3 separate regions of the Homo sapiens genome follow, and all the other regions are linked to region 1. The links are chromatin contacts, found by Hi-C or POLR2A ChIA-PET in ENCODE. All regions are on one chromosome and are shown on one strand. Each heading gives the region's core, a stretch centred on a gene start or an enhancer-like site at or near the end of the contact. The rest is flanking DNA. Distances are from core to core; before and after follow the strand shown. Region 1 holds the start of MEF2C-AS1 (MEF2C antisense RNA 1). Region 2 overlaps LOC102724637 (a long non-coding RNA gene). Region 3 has its middle 27 kb from the start of MIR3660.

Region 1 (4,720 bases), core at 1,258-3,757:
GCTGAAATTCATGTATTGGCTATGTGTTTGCTCATGTCAAATAGACTGTTGTAACTCACTGCATTAATTTTAGGTATTATGGCAATAAACTTAGATGGTCCTTCAAATGCTTTGCTTTTTCAGGACCTTCGTGAATCTTGAAGAAAATTAATTTTATTTTTACCACCATATATAGACATATCTTAGTATTCGAAATATCTTTGCCCTTTAAATTTTTGGATTTTCAGAGAAGTTGTACTTTGAATGGAAACCTGATACAGATGTTCTCTGCCATATTATTAAAATGAATTCATGGTAATGGCAAACTCAACATTTGAAAAACCGGCAAACAAAATACATTGTAAATACTAATCTGCAAGAAATACTACTATTTCAGATGGTTTTTGCTTTGTGACAGTTTGTGATGCATTCCTATAATAAAAGGGAGGGAATGGTCTTAGTTTTGCTGATAGTCACAATGATGAGCTGGAACTTGAAGATTGTTCAGATCTAGTTGTACTTGCCTATAAAATAAACCTTCCCCTTTCAAGTGAAGCCTTGGGACAGTTGCCTAAATGTTGAGGCCACTCTTCTGAGAGAAGCTACTCACATCAAATACCTCCTACATTGAAGCAGGAGGCTTTTTGAACCATACTGTCCTCATATATTAAAATAGTCATCTGGAGGCATATTGCTGAACTTAACAGGAAATACAACTAGTCATTGGGTTAAACGTAGTGCTAAAAGGAATTTTCTAAAGTGAGGAAATCTTTAGTTAGCTAGATATTTCAATATACTATTGTCTAATCTCATATATTCCATGTTCTATTAATTTTCCCTTCTTGCTTTCACAATATTTTTTAAAAAATAGTTTGGTTTAAACATTTTATGTAATCTATAATTCTACTGGCATGCAATCTTGTCTTTTCATGATTCTATACTAGTTGATGTATTTTATCTTTGGCTTTATTGGGCATGGTATATATTAACAGTTGGTTAGGGCGGGAGGTGCCCAATCTCTAGTAGCCTAAATATTAAAGCCTTTTTTTTTTTTTTTTGTAAGGAAAAGTGTTTATCATGCTTTAACCTTAACATAAGTATCCTCCCTTATCAGTCTCTATTTCTGCTTCCTGTGCAGCTGAAACTCTTCAGGATAAGTGAAGTCATCAGCTATCGGCTAGGGTAGCCTAATGCATTTGGGAAGTTGGTTTGGTTTACATGTTAATGACCTGGATGAAGTCCAGTAAGGTGTGGAAAAGATAGAGTGGGGGGAGGGGGGGAACTCCGAGGAAGCTGCTTCCTCGGTAAATATTTCCAAACTGATTAGAAAGTTCATGGCCCCGCGATGAAGTCGAGATCTCAAATACTGGTAATTATTTTATTATTTCGTACATTACTAACATTAGAGAAACCTTTCGGCTCGCTTTCTAGCGCTCCAACCTCTCAGGGTGAAAACCGCGACTTCTGGGCGTGCAGGAAAAGCACGCTGGAATCGAGTGCTGCAGACATCCTGGACCGTGGTTTTTACGCGTGAGTAACGGAGGAGCGCACCGACCGGTGGAAGAGAGAAGTGGCTAACGCGTGTCCAAAAGGGGGAAAAGTCACAAGAGCAACTATTAGGGTCGCGCTCCTATTGGTCAGAGGAAAGATCCCGACTTTAGAAGGACTTTCCTGCTGGCTGGCTCGCAGCGTCCCCGGAGAGCAAGCGAGCGCGCCGCAGCGGGAGACTAGGTTCTCTCCGAGCGTCCTCCGCAGAGGCGCCGCGAGAGGAGCAGGGAGCCGCAGCTCGCCGTGTTGTCTTCATTTCGTGCAATAAAGAATTGTCATTAGGTTTGCGTATGGCATGTGCTATTACCCCACCGTAAAACTAAAATTAGCAAAATGTCAGGAATGGAAAGATTGATTCACCAAGATGCAATTATCATTTAAAAGTGCTTGATTGAGGTACTGATGTTCAGTGATTTATTCTGCATACCATATACATAATTAAAGTAGTGTAGTGGAGTAATTTATCAATCTAGTTGAGACTGGAGGGGTGAGGAGGGAGCTGCTGTATGTTTGTTTTATTAAAATGCTCCGAGGTCTAGTCCCGCCCCCCTTTTGCAAGAGTGAAACTGATGATTTCTCCAGCTCGCGAGGAAAGAGTCAACGGTTTGGGATTGTGGGGGAGAGAGAGACGGAGAGAAAAAGGCAGCGCGAAGCAAAGGCAAGGACAAAATTAAATAAAGGGGGAAAAAAGGAGGCAAAAGACATTTCATCGGACGTGCTGCTTAGAACCCCAACCATTCGTGCTCCGTCTTCCCTACCACCCCCGCCTCCCCTCCCAGTATCCTTCAATCCCCCCCGCCCCCACCACCCCCAGTCTTTTTTACGCGATGTTTCAAACGCTGTGAGCTGTTCTCCTTTTCCCATTCGTCTTCTGTCACTTCCTTCCTGGACGCAGTTTTCTGGACGAGTCTGGTTACTTTTAATCCGACCGGCCGCTGAGAGCCACTTTCTCCTCCTCCTCCTCCTCCTCCTTCTCTTCCTCCTCCTTCTTCCTCCTCCTCCTCCTCTTCCGAGCGGCCTCGGCGCGCGCGAATGCGCGGCCCCGCGCCCCCCCCCTCGCGCGCGCTCCCCTCGCGCGCGCGCACACACGCACACATCGTCTCCAGCTCTCTGCTCGCTCTGCTCGCAGTCACAGACACTTGAGCACACGCGTACACCCAGACATCTTCGGGCTGCTATTGGATTGACTTTGAAGGTTCTGTGTGGGTCGCCGTGGCTGCATGTTTGAATCAGGTGGAGAAGCACTTCAACGCTGGACGAAGTAAAGATTATTGTTGTTATTTTTTTTTTCTCTCTCTCTCTCTCTTAAGAAAGGAAAATATCCCAAGGACTAATCTGATCGGGTCTTCCTTCATGTAAGTACCCCTGATATTTCTCGAGGAAATAGAAAACCCGGGTATTGTCTCTAAAATCTGCATCAATATATTCCACGGCACTGTGTCTATCTATCCCTGTGCCTTTTTTGAAGGCTGAAGTTGAGGCTCGTTGTGCATTCTTTTTCGTTAGATTCCATGATTTCCTTGTTTGTTGCTAAAAGTAACTTTTTAGATAGTCGTATCCGTTTGCCATCAGCTATTGAAATCACTCCTGACTCGTTCCTGTCACACCAGTGTATTTAAAGTTTCATGAAGTTAGTTCACGTCATTAGCATGTTTGATATGGTGGAGCGTGTGGAGCCTGGTGGATTTTAATATTTCACAGCATGTTCTGTGACCTTGAAGTAGACGCCTTAAGATTTAGCAGTTAGTTCACTGTGGAAAGATGCTCCCATGAGTCCCCCCAAAGACACTGATTTGCCCTGGGTTATGCTTCTGAGCCACTAATTCTTGGGATTAGTTTGACCTAAAGCATGGCTGTCTGTCAGAGTATACCTTTGTGCATTTCCTTCCCTCACCAAAGTGCCGGCTTGACAGAGGGCTTCTTAATTGGTGTGGACAAAAAGTAATATCCCTGCCATAGTAGTCTACACATTTCACAATTCACGTTCGATTTCAGCATATGGATTGCTGTTCAGGTCAAGTCAAATACATAGCTGTTTAAAAGCAAGCAAGGTTAAGTCACTTAAATTGCCTTCTCTTTGGACTTGGAATGAAAGTTACCAAACTCGATGATAAAGTTTGTCACAAAGGAAGTATATATAGATGTGGCACATTGTTTATTTTATTATTAAATATTGTGGAAGTATTTAAATTTAATGCTAATGTTACCTTCCTTCCCTGAACATGGCTATTGCTTTTTAAAGGAAATTTTATATCTGAATCACTTCTGACTATTCTAAGTCCAGTAGTTATCATTCTTTGGGGAGAGCCTTTTTTTGTCACATTTTAGGAATGCGTGTCTTTTGTATAAAATACTTTATATGTAAATGCTGACAGTAGACTAAGTAGAATTGGGCTCTCTGCCAGTTCCTTAACCGGTCCTCAGTGGAGAATTGCTTTGACACAAAGTGCGTTTTACTATTGTGAATCTGAAACTAACTCTAATAGTAACTGTCTTATGAAATGCTTGGGGACTGCATATAATTTCTAAGTGCTATAAAGGAAACTCCAGCCACCTCATTATACCAGTCCAAAAAAAAAAAAAGCGACTAGCCTACTTTCACTGGCACCTTGCAATGGAATTGTGGTTGCAGAGTAAAGATGTTTATGTGGAGTATAATAACTCCAATCCCTAGAGACTTGGTAGGACATGGAAATGTGACCACCTGTGAACCCCGTTTAACCTCGTATTGCATACCAATTTTAGCTTTAAATAGATCAACAATCTCTAATTTGAAACTAAAACATCTTATTTAATTTTAAAAAATGTCAGTTTTGGCTAGTCTTTAAAAACATTCAGCATGTACCAATATGGTATAAGCAGTATTTTTGTTTCTCCATCAGTTTCAACTAAAGATAATGCAGTTAAAAAGCCATATTATTGTCTTCCAGTGTATGCATGAAATTAAGTTAAAAGAAGTAGTTCTAAAGCAAGACTCAGAACTTGATAGGTAAAATGAGATGTCCCTATCTAACATCCTATTTCAAGAGGAAAGAAATATTTTAAATCAAATATCTCATTCTATTTGTAGAAAAGTACATTTAGCTATGTATTCTGCTACTAACTCAATTCTAAAAGTTTTCATCAAAACAGTCTTTAAACATAACATTTGCTTAAAATTTGGTTCTCCCGTCAAAGAGACAGTAGGTGGCTG
Region 2 (4,151 bases), core at 791-3,290, 1.0 Mb before region 1:
ATTCTGCTCTATTTCTCTGTGCATTGTTCTCAGTAGTCCCATGCGAAGTGAATGTCTAGGAATGTGCCCTTTTTAACTATAGCACCTTCGTTTTCAGCTCACTTCCTGCTCTTGAAAGGCTGGGGGCCAAAGAGTTGTTTTAAGTCTTGAGCAGACAGATGATTTTTCAACCAGTCATGTGGTTTCTTTGGCAATGCATTTGACATACAAACTTAATAAGTTTCAAATCTATATGCTTCCAGTAAGTTTCATATTCCAGAAGTCCACCCCAGATTTCTTTTTAGACATTGTCCTTTAATTTGCTAAATGTCTTTGCTCCTAATACCTTCTTCTCTCTCAATTTTATGGTGGCTATCTTAAGGCTATTAGGCTTGAATTAAAAGATCATATCCTTAATTTGATCTTTGCAATGAATCACTTTATTAATTCAGAATGTTTGCCATATCATAAATTAAAGAATTGATGTGTGTCTTAATATAGATTTTGGAAGAGACAATGAGGCTAGTGAGAGAAAAGTTGAAATCATCTACATCCCTAGTTCTCAATGCCCTGCAGGGGAGATTTTCAATGTCTGGATACAATTTTTATTTTCAAAAATGGGGTGGAGTGGGGGATGGGTGGTGCTAGTGCTACTGGCATTTAGTGTACGAACGCCAGGGATATTGATAAACATTCTACAATGAACAGGGCAGCCCCACACAGCAAAGAATCATCTGGCTGTTCCAGATAACACACACAGACTTCTTCAAGAACCACTTAAGCTCTAATACGCCAGCATTTTCCAACAATATTAAGAAAGGTTGACAGTGCTTTTCACCTTTTTCAGATTTCATTGTAATACCCACGATTGAGATGGTTGGAGATAAAGCCATTATCCAGTGATAGTTCATCATGTTGAAGGAATCCTGCTGTATGTATTTTATATATTTTGATATGGATATGTGATATGCACCCTTAATACAATTCTAGTCTATAACAGCTACCTAACAATATTTCAGAATGAGCTTTTTCTAGTATTCTGTGCCATTAAAGAGTGGCCCCTTTGTACATTAATGAAAGCTTGTCCTTTAGAATGAATAGGAAGTCTAAGAATTTGGCTAAATACCATCTTTCTGGAAGAGGAAAAAATTAATGGCAAAATATTAGAAATATAATTGATCAAATGCAATACTCATTGTAGTCAAGAGTAAGTAATGCAAAAATCTGTAATTCTCATGAAAAACAATATTAAAATTGTGTTCCCGGGAAGTTAGTAACATTTTGACATTTTTTCTCTATTCTTTAAATGGTTCAGAGCAACTATTTATTAATTAGCATTTTCTTTAAGAAAAACTAATATCGTTGTGGAGGATTAACTTCACTTTGGAGTGTACTACTCCCTTAAAAGGACCATTAAAAGGCTATAAAATTAATTGTTTTCTACTAATAAGTTATTATTTAGAATCACTTAGTTTCATCTACCAGAAAAAAATGCTTTTTGAGTTAGAGGTTTTATATTATCTCAGTCTTCTCATCCATGATCAATACTTACTCCATTTTTGTTATTATATCTGTTTCCTTCTGGTTCTCATCTTAGCTCAAAAGAAAAAGGATGATTGAACAAAATACCTTTTGAGTAGTCTCTCTGCTCCTCAAAGCACATGTCTTCATAATTATCTCAAATTTGCATATTTATTGTTAAATAAATATAAGGGGAATTTATTGCAGTATGCTGCATTCTTTGCACTCTCTGTGTCTTGTTTGCATCTTGCCTGTTTTGATCGTTTTAGATTAGAGGCACATGAATTATCATTTATTTTAAGTGCTATATTATAGTCATTTTTGCAGAGAAAGAAAGCAGTCAAAAAACAGATTGTCCAACTTCTTATAAATGAGAATGTCACAAATAAAATGCCAGTTTGTTCACCTTGTCCTTTGCACTAACGTCAAGCCATTCTCTTCGATGCCTTTTTTGTAATTATGAGTAATAGCCCAAATATTTTACAGCAGAGAGATGAGTCACAAAGCGGAAGAACTATAAATACTTTTGTTCTCGAGAAACAATGAAGCTGTATATTCTTTCACATTCACCCACCACATATGTGTTTTATTTAAGGTTAAGCTTTTTTAAAAACAACTTTCTCCTGCTTTAAGAGTTCCAATCTCCAGTACAAGTTTTGTTTTCCAGTAAACTGTTTCATTGTATTTGATGCTTCATAAATGTATCTAAATCTAGCTCATCATGCACTGCTAGCTACACCTAATCATACACACATGTCTGAATTACTCCACTCCTATTTAAAGGAAAAGAACAAAAAGTAAGAATGGCAGATGTGTTCATAATTAATATCCTACTGGGTTAATCAGTAGATCCTCAGGAATGCTATGAGGGTTTTGATGTATTCAGAAAATCACTGCCTTTATCTATAGACCTCTTTAAAGACAAACATACAACAGTTAGTTTTTAGAAGATGTGATCCTTGCAAATAAGATAGTAAATAATATTGTCACAGACTTGCCTCTTTGAATAACCTAATTCCATGCTTGATTTTATATGTTTAAGTGAGGAATTTATGGTTCATATTTACAGCCAGTGATATGTGCAAGGATTGCTGTTTACTAACATCACACTCAAAATTTCTTGTAGACATTTCAAGCAATTTGAAGTATAGTTCTTCTAGAAGTAACTAAATATAAACAAGATGGGCACTTTTTTTAAGGAGATTGATATTTCAGAATTGTTGATCACTCCTATACTTGTGAATGAGAGAATATAAGAGACATGGTAATTCACTGAAGGAGAAGAAGAAGAAGGAGAGCATTGCATTATTGGAAAAACTCCATCTTTATAGCGAGACAATACTGAGTTGAAAGCTCAGTCTCCCACTGTGCAACTCTAGGAATTGCTTAAGAGCTCTGGTCTTTGGTTACCTCATCTACTAATGCAGAATAATAACACTTCTGTCTTAAGGTTTAGAGTGTTAAAATAAAGCAGTACTTGGGACATTGAAAAATGCTGAATTTAAAAGTCCTGTTTCATGGGGAATATGAAACTTTCATTCTAAAAAGACTGTACTGTATGAAAGATAAATTTTAGTTATATTGTGGTCCACATTTCAGTTTTGGAGTTAATGTATTCAGGTATGTGCCTGTCACAAAAGGGTCGTGCATTAAATGTTGAGTGAAAACATTGTGGCTTAGACAGAAATCTTGGAATTTAACTAGAAATTTATTTTTTTAAAAAATGAAAGAATAGGAAGAGGTTCATCAGCTCTGTCTTGACTATCTCTAGATCTATGATTGATGCAATATTACCTTTAAGTAAAAAAAAAAAAAGCTACATAATTATTTTAGTTTTATTGTATCTTCTTAAGTATGTTTCAAGTACTTTCATTTGTGTTTGACTCTTCAAGATCTTACCTTCACTACAACCCAGTATTTCCATTGCAAGTGATAATATTGCAATGGAATATTGCAGTCTTTCTGAATAACAGAATTTACATTATATCAGTCCCCGAGAGGACCAGGGGCATGGAAAGATCAGGGTTTGGACACTTACACCCCCTTGTGTTTTGGGAGAGGTCATGGCAACTCGCTGTCCCTATGTGCAGCTTGCCTAGCAAGTATCCTTGTGCCTGAAGGAGTGAGATATTAAATAGCAAATTAAAAAAGACATTTCAAGCAATTTGAAGTATAGTTCTTCTAGAAGTAACTAAATATAAACAAGATGGGCACTTTTTTTAAAGGAGATTGGTATTTCAGAATTGTTGATCACTCCTATACTTGTGAATGACAGAATATAAGAGACATGGTAATTCACTGAAGGAGGAGAAGAAGAAGCAGGAGAGGATTGCATTATTGGAAAAACTCCATCTTTATAGTGAGACAATACTGAGTTGAAAGCAATTTGAAGTATAGGGTTAAAAATGAGATTGAGAAGTAAAGCAAAATGGGTTACATTTTAGTACTTTTAACTTCATTTTCCCCCAGTTATTTTTGAACAAAGGGGCACCACATTTTGTTTTTATACTGAGGTTTGCAAATTAGGCAGCTGGTTCCCAAACATGTGGCAGAATGGTCAGACACTTCAGCCTGATCTCCTATGCCTTCCTCTGAGGTTGCATCTTATAGAACCCAACTTGCCAGTCCCCTCTGCCTCTTTCTTTAACAAA
Region 3 (4,241 bases), core at 1,472-3,971, 1.1 Mb before region 1:
CAGCTATCGTCAATGCTGAGTCTCTGAAAATGTTTCTCTTCCTTAACGAGACCAACCACCCACTGGTAGCAAGTTGACTACATTTGGCCTCACTCTGTCCTAGAAGGCCCAGCTGTTTTTCTCACAGAAATAGATGTGTTTTGAACATGAGTTTCTCTTTCTTATGATATTTAAGATATTCAAACACCTGAGTTTGTCTTTCTAAATAATATTTGAGACACCACCATCCAGAGACATTCAGAGTGCTTTACCCACAGGCATGGAATCCCATAGTGCATAGAGTCCCCCAGCAAAACACACTTCACAGTTAAAGAAGTGTAGGAGCAGGACAACGACCATGGGATCTACTGAGTACACTAAATACCACAACATGGAAAGGCTACCAGATGAACAGAGTGTTAGAATGGCCTGACTAATGCATATGAATGCCCTGGTGAAGGGTAATGCTCTGGAAGGATATGGCACATTGCTCCAAGATGTAGTATATTCTGCAAATCAGATACCGCTCTATGGCATTGTGTCTGATGGAGAAATTCATGGGTCTAGGAACCAAGGTTTGGATGCAGAAGTAGTCCCACTTGCCGTCATTTCCAATGACCTGTTGGGGGACTTTGCATTCCCTGTCCTTTCCACTCTGGGCTCTCTAGGGTAGAGATCCTGGTTCCTAAGTATAGCACACCCTCCTTAGTGACACAGCATGGATATCATTGAGATCCAATCTCTGGCTATTGCTTGAGCACTTTGGATGTCCTGTATCCAGGACCCAACAGGTTAGAAGAGTAATTACTATGTTACAGGAGTGATTGACTTGAATAGCAGGAGCAGGCAGGACTACTGTTATTCAATGAGGGAGACCAGAATACACTCAGTTGATCTATTTGGACATTTCCTGGCATGTTCCTTTGTGTAATTATGGCTGTGAATGCATAAATGTAGCAACTCCAGCCTGAGAAAAGGGTGGTCATCAGGGCCCAGATCCTTTAAGAATGAAAGTTTTGTGTCATTCCACCAATTAAGATACCATTCCAGGAGAGGGGATCCATGAGGGCAAGGGGAAATTAGAATGGATAGTGAAGGAAGGAGATAGTGAATACCACTTATGGCCTAGAGATAACCTCAGGGATGGGAAATACAGTTTTTTTTGGAAACCTCCCTTTTCTAAGTTTCTCTTCAGGAAGTGAGGCCCACTGGAACCCTGGAGTAGCTGCATCTGGACAAATGAAGAAGTGAATCCATGTGACACAGGGTGAACAACAGCACCCACGGGTGTATATCACTCCGATTATCCTGCAAAGAAAAGAGTTGGCAATCAGCTGTTTCACTGTCTGAATTAAGAATTATAAGGTCACAGCTAGCAGGGAAAAACAGGGGGTATGATGTTGACTTTATCTGCCTTTTCGGATCCATGGAAGGCCCTGGATTATCTCTGTGGCCCCAGAAAAAAAGAAAAAAAAAACAAACCCAGGACACTACGCATCCAACAGCTCTGCCTGTGTGGCCTAATTCCTTGAGCAGAGGCTTATGGCTTACACTGTTACAGTTGAAAGAACAGTTCTGGGCATGGAGAAGGTACCAAATGTGTATATGCCATATTGATAGAACTAAAGTATAGAGGATGAAGAAGAAATTGCCTAGAAGAGGAAATTACCTTTAACATTTCAATAAATGACTCTGAGCTGTTGTTTAGGAATTCTTGTTACAAATATGAATTCAGTAGTGGAGTGATTTGGCATTCTCAATGAGTAGAGTTCTTTCAAACCAGAGATTCAATGGGAAATTATTTTTCAGTGGAAAGGAAGCACTTTGTTGAGCATGCCTGGGAGCAGTTCCCATAGTGACATGTGATAGAATGTGCTTCCTTTGGCTTTTAAATCTTTATGTCTCTTGGAAAAAAAATTTTTGAGCAGAGCTTAAAAAAATCCACCAAGCTCTAGAGAATAGGGTTTATAGGCAGCTAAATTATGTGACTTTTTGAATCTATGGGTTCAAGCTTTCCTGCCTTTGTAGCTTCCAGCTGACACCTTCCAAGGGGCAATGATCTGTACTGCATTTTCTCATCAGAGAACTCAGCCATCTTAATTTTAGGGTCATTTGGAATCACATGAGTTAACCTGATTTTTTTTTTCATTTTCCAAAATATCATAAATAGTGGGGTTTTTTTTTTTTCATTTTTTTAGAAGGGAAAAAAATCTGGCTTCAGTTGCTAATTTCCTCTGTTCTGTCAAGATTAGGCTAGTAGTTCTGAGTAATTCTGGCTCATTTTCTCAAGGGACTAGGCCTGAAATAATCCAGTGTTTATTTTTATACAAATTCTCACAGTAATACAACATTTCAGTGACTTCCTGGGATGTTTCTAGTTTTTCACAGGCCAAGAGGCCATTCTCAGAGGTAGCTCCTTCATGTAAACCTAAAAATGGCACTTTCCCACATTATAGTTTATCAGGAAGTTTAAAGTTCAATAGTCCTCCTCTCTTTTCTTTCTCGTCACAGGGAAAGGAAAAAATAAGGGGCAGTTCCAGCATTTCGGCATGGTCATTCCATTTCAGTACTTTGGAACCTGGGAAAGAGGAGGGAGTTTGTAGTATATCTTGGCTGCGAGATGGCTGGACTGGGAAACAGGACTCTCTGCCATTCCCTGTGTCACTCTCTGAGTGACCCTGACCTCTTCCCAGCATTCCTGACCCCACCTCTGTGTTGGGGAAAATGATGCTCGTCATGTAACCCTCACAACATTCTCCAAAAGTCATGGGACATTGCTGAAAAAATAAGAATCCTGTTTGGAAGGCCAGCTTGGCTCTCAACCTGCCTTTCTGGATTTATCTTCCACTACTCGTTCTCAGGAACCCCTATTTTCAGCGCAGGTGTTGGACTGAGCTGTCTGCTGTGTAACATGCAATTCTCTCCCTCTCCACTTTTCCTCACTGAGCCTGTGAAGCTCAGTTCAAACCCAATTCTGTAGTTCAGCTTCACTCTTGTCCTTCCTCTGAAATTATATGGCTCTCTTCATTTGACATTTCACTTGCATACAATAAATATCCTGTTGCTATATTTGCAGAATGTATTATAACAAATTTTTAGTATCCTTTATCTCTTCTAACACAGGATGAGTGCATCGATACATTCAAATATCTGATTGATCAAACAATCTTTACATCTCCTCAGCAGTTCTAGTTGGGTTTTAATGACATCATGACCCTGCGTGGACCTACACACATTGCTGAAGTTGCACACCAGAATGTAATTATGATATATGCATTCAGGCATGCAATGTGGACAGCAAAAAAAAAAAAAAAAAAAAAAAAATCTGTTTGAAATATTTAGCCCGGAGTGTTAAATTGGATCCTAGAAGGCAAAATTACTTAGCTGTGTCAGGTCCAAAGCTATATTTAAGTTTATTGTTTCGTAACAAGTCTGGTCTATTTCAGTGTATTGTTCTCTGTACAAGGTCTCCCCATAACCATGCATTATAATAGACTGTTGCCAGCATTCTTAAAAGTTTCAGAGATGGATTCTTGATTACTTACTTCCTGCCCCAGGGATTCTTGCTGTTAGGGTTGTCATTAAACAAAGCAGCCTCCCTGGCATTGTATTCTGACAAACAATTCGCACCTTTGTAAACTGATTAACAGAATGACTTTGTTTTGATAATTGATCCTTGACTTGTATTTTAAAGGACAGCAAAACTTTAGAGAACTTCTATATTTGTTACAAATACTTTTCCTGGAATTTAAAAAATAATTTAAAACTTCATTAGGAAAATAACGTCATTAGAAAAACAGCGTCAGCCAGTACAAACTTTTAGTTACAAGATGAATAAGTTCTAGAGATCTAATGTACAGCATGATGACAGGAGTTAATAATAATGTATTGTATACTTGAAATTTGCTAGGAGAGTAGACCGTAAGTGTTCTCACCACATATAACACCCCCCAACACACACACACACACACACACACAAATGGTAACTATGAGAGGTGATGGATGTGTTAATTTTAGCTTGATTGTGGTAATCACTTCACAATAGGTAAGTGTGTCAAAACAACCATATTCTACAGCTTAAATATATACAGTTTTTATTTGTCAATTATACTTCAATAAAGTGAGGGGAGAAAACAGTAGCATGAAACAAATTAAGACTGGAGACCATTATGTTCATTATTATGTGTATGAATTAATGTATAGACTGGTCAGAGCAAGCAGGCTACCCAGAACAGGTGGTAACCAGCCCAGATCCAGACTTT

Evidence for each region. Hi-C counts contacts between places; a loop is a spot of excess contacts on that map. ChIA-PET counts read pairs that join two places held with the same protein, here RNA polymerase II (POLR2A). Pooled maps may share reads with other maps.
Region 2: a loop to region 1 is called in a map of endothelial cell of umbilical vein, with 6 times the contacts of the local background. The contact joins the enhancer-like site here to the promoter of MEF2C-AS1 in region 1. A Hi-C loop is called at or near these places in 4 of 168 maps with a recorded cell type or tissue (GM12878, cardiac septum, endothelial cell of umbilical vein and 1 more), 13 of 37 single-sample maps with no recorded cell type and 12 of 50 pooled maps. POLR2A ChIA-PET finds 5 or more read pairs at or near these places in 3 of 52 experiments (OCI-LY7, RWPE1 and endothelial cell of umbilical vein).
Region 3: a map of heart right ventricle shows a loop between it and region 1 (2.9-fold over the local background). The contact joins the enhancer-like site here to the promoter of MEF2C-AS1 in region 1. A Hi-C loop is called at or near these places in 5 of 168 maps with a recorded cell type or tissue (aorta, chondrocyte, heart left ventricle and 1 more) and 11 of 50 pooled maps.

What each region holds. Positions count from the first base shown.
Region 1 is chr5:88,881,117-88,885,836 of GRCh38, reverse strand. MEF2C-AS1 (MEF2C antisense RNA 1) reads right to left here and starts at 2,507. Exons shown (of 10, transcript NR_136219.1): 1 at 2,352-2,507. It overlaps MEF2C (myocyte enhancer factor 2C), which reads left to right and starts at 2,653. Exons shown (of 11, transcript NM_002397.5): 1 at 2,653-2,882. RefSeq lists an enhancer at 1,546-1,595.
Region 2 is chr5:89,928,765-89,932,915 of GRCh38, reverse strand. The region is part of intron 2 of LOC102724637 (a long non-coding RNA gene); the gene reads right to left. Among named protein-coding and RNA genes, the nearest start is that of MIR3660, 86 kb to the left of the region's middle. Within about 2 kb of position 2,040, at least 7 of the 41 ENCODE cell types and tissues checked have a DNase peak (open chromatin) inside an H3K27ac peak, as active enhancers do; they include GM12878 and endothelial cell of umbilical vein, where a contact is called at or near this core.
Region 3 is chr5:89,987,596-89,991,836 of GRCh38, reverse strand. No RefSeq gene overlaps it. Among named protein-coding and RNA genes, the nearest start is that of MIR3660, 27 kb to the left of the region's middle. RefSeq lists an enhancer at 107-186. Within about 2 kb of position 2,721, at least 3 of the 41 ENCODE cell types and tissues checked have a DNase peak (open chromatin) inside an H3K27ac peak, as active enhancers do; they include heart right ventricle, where a contact is called at or near this core.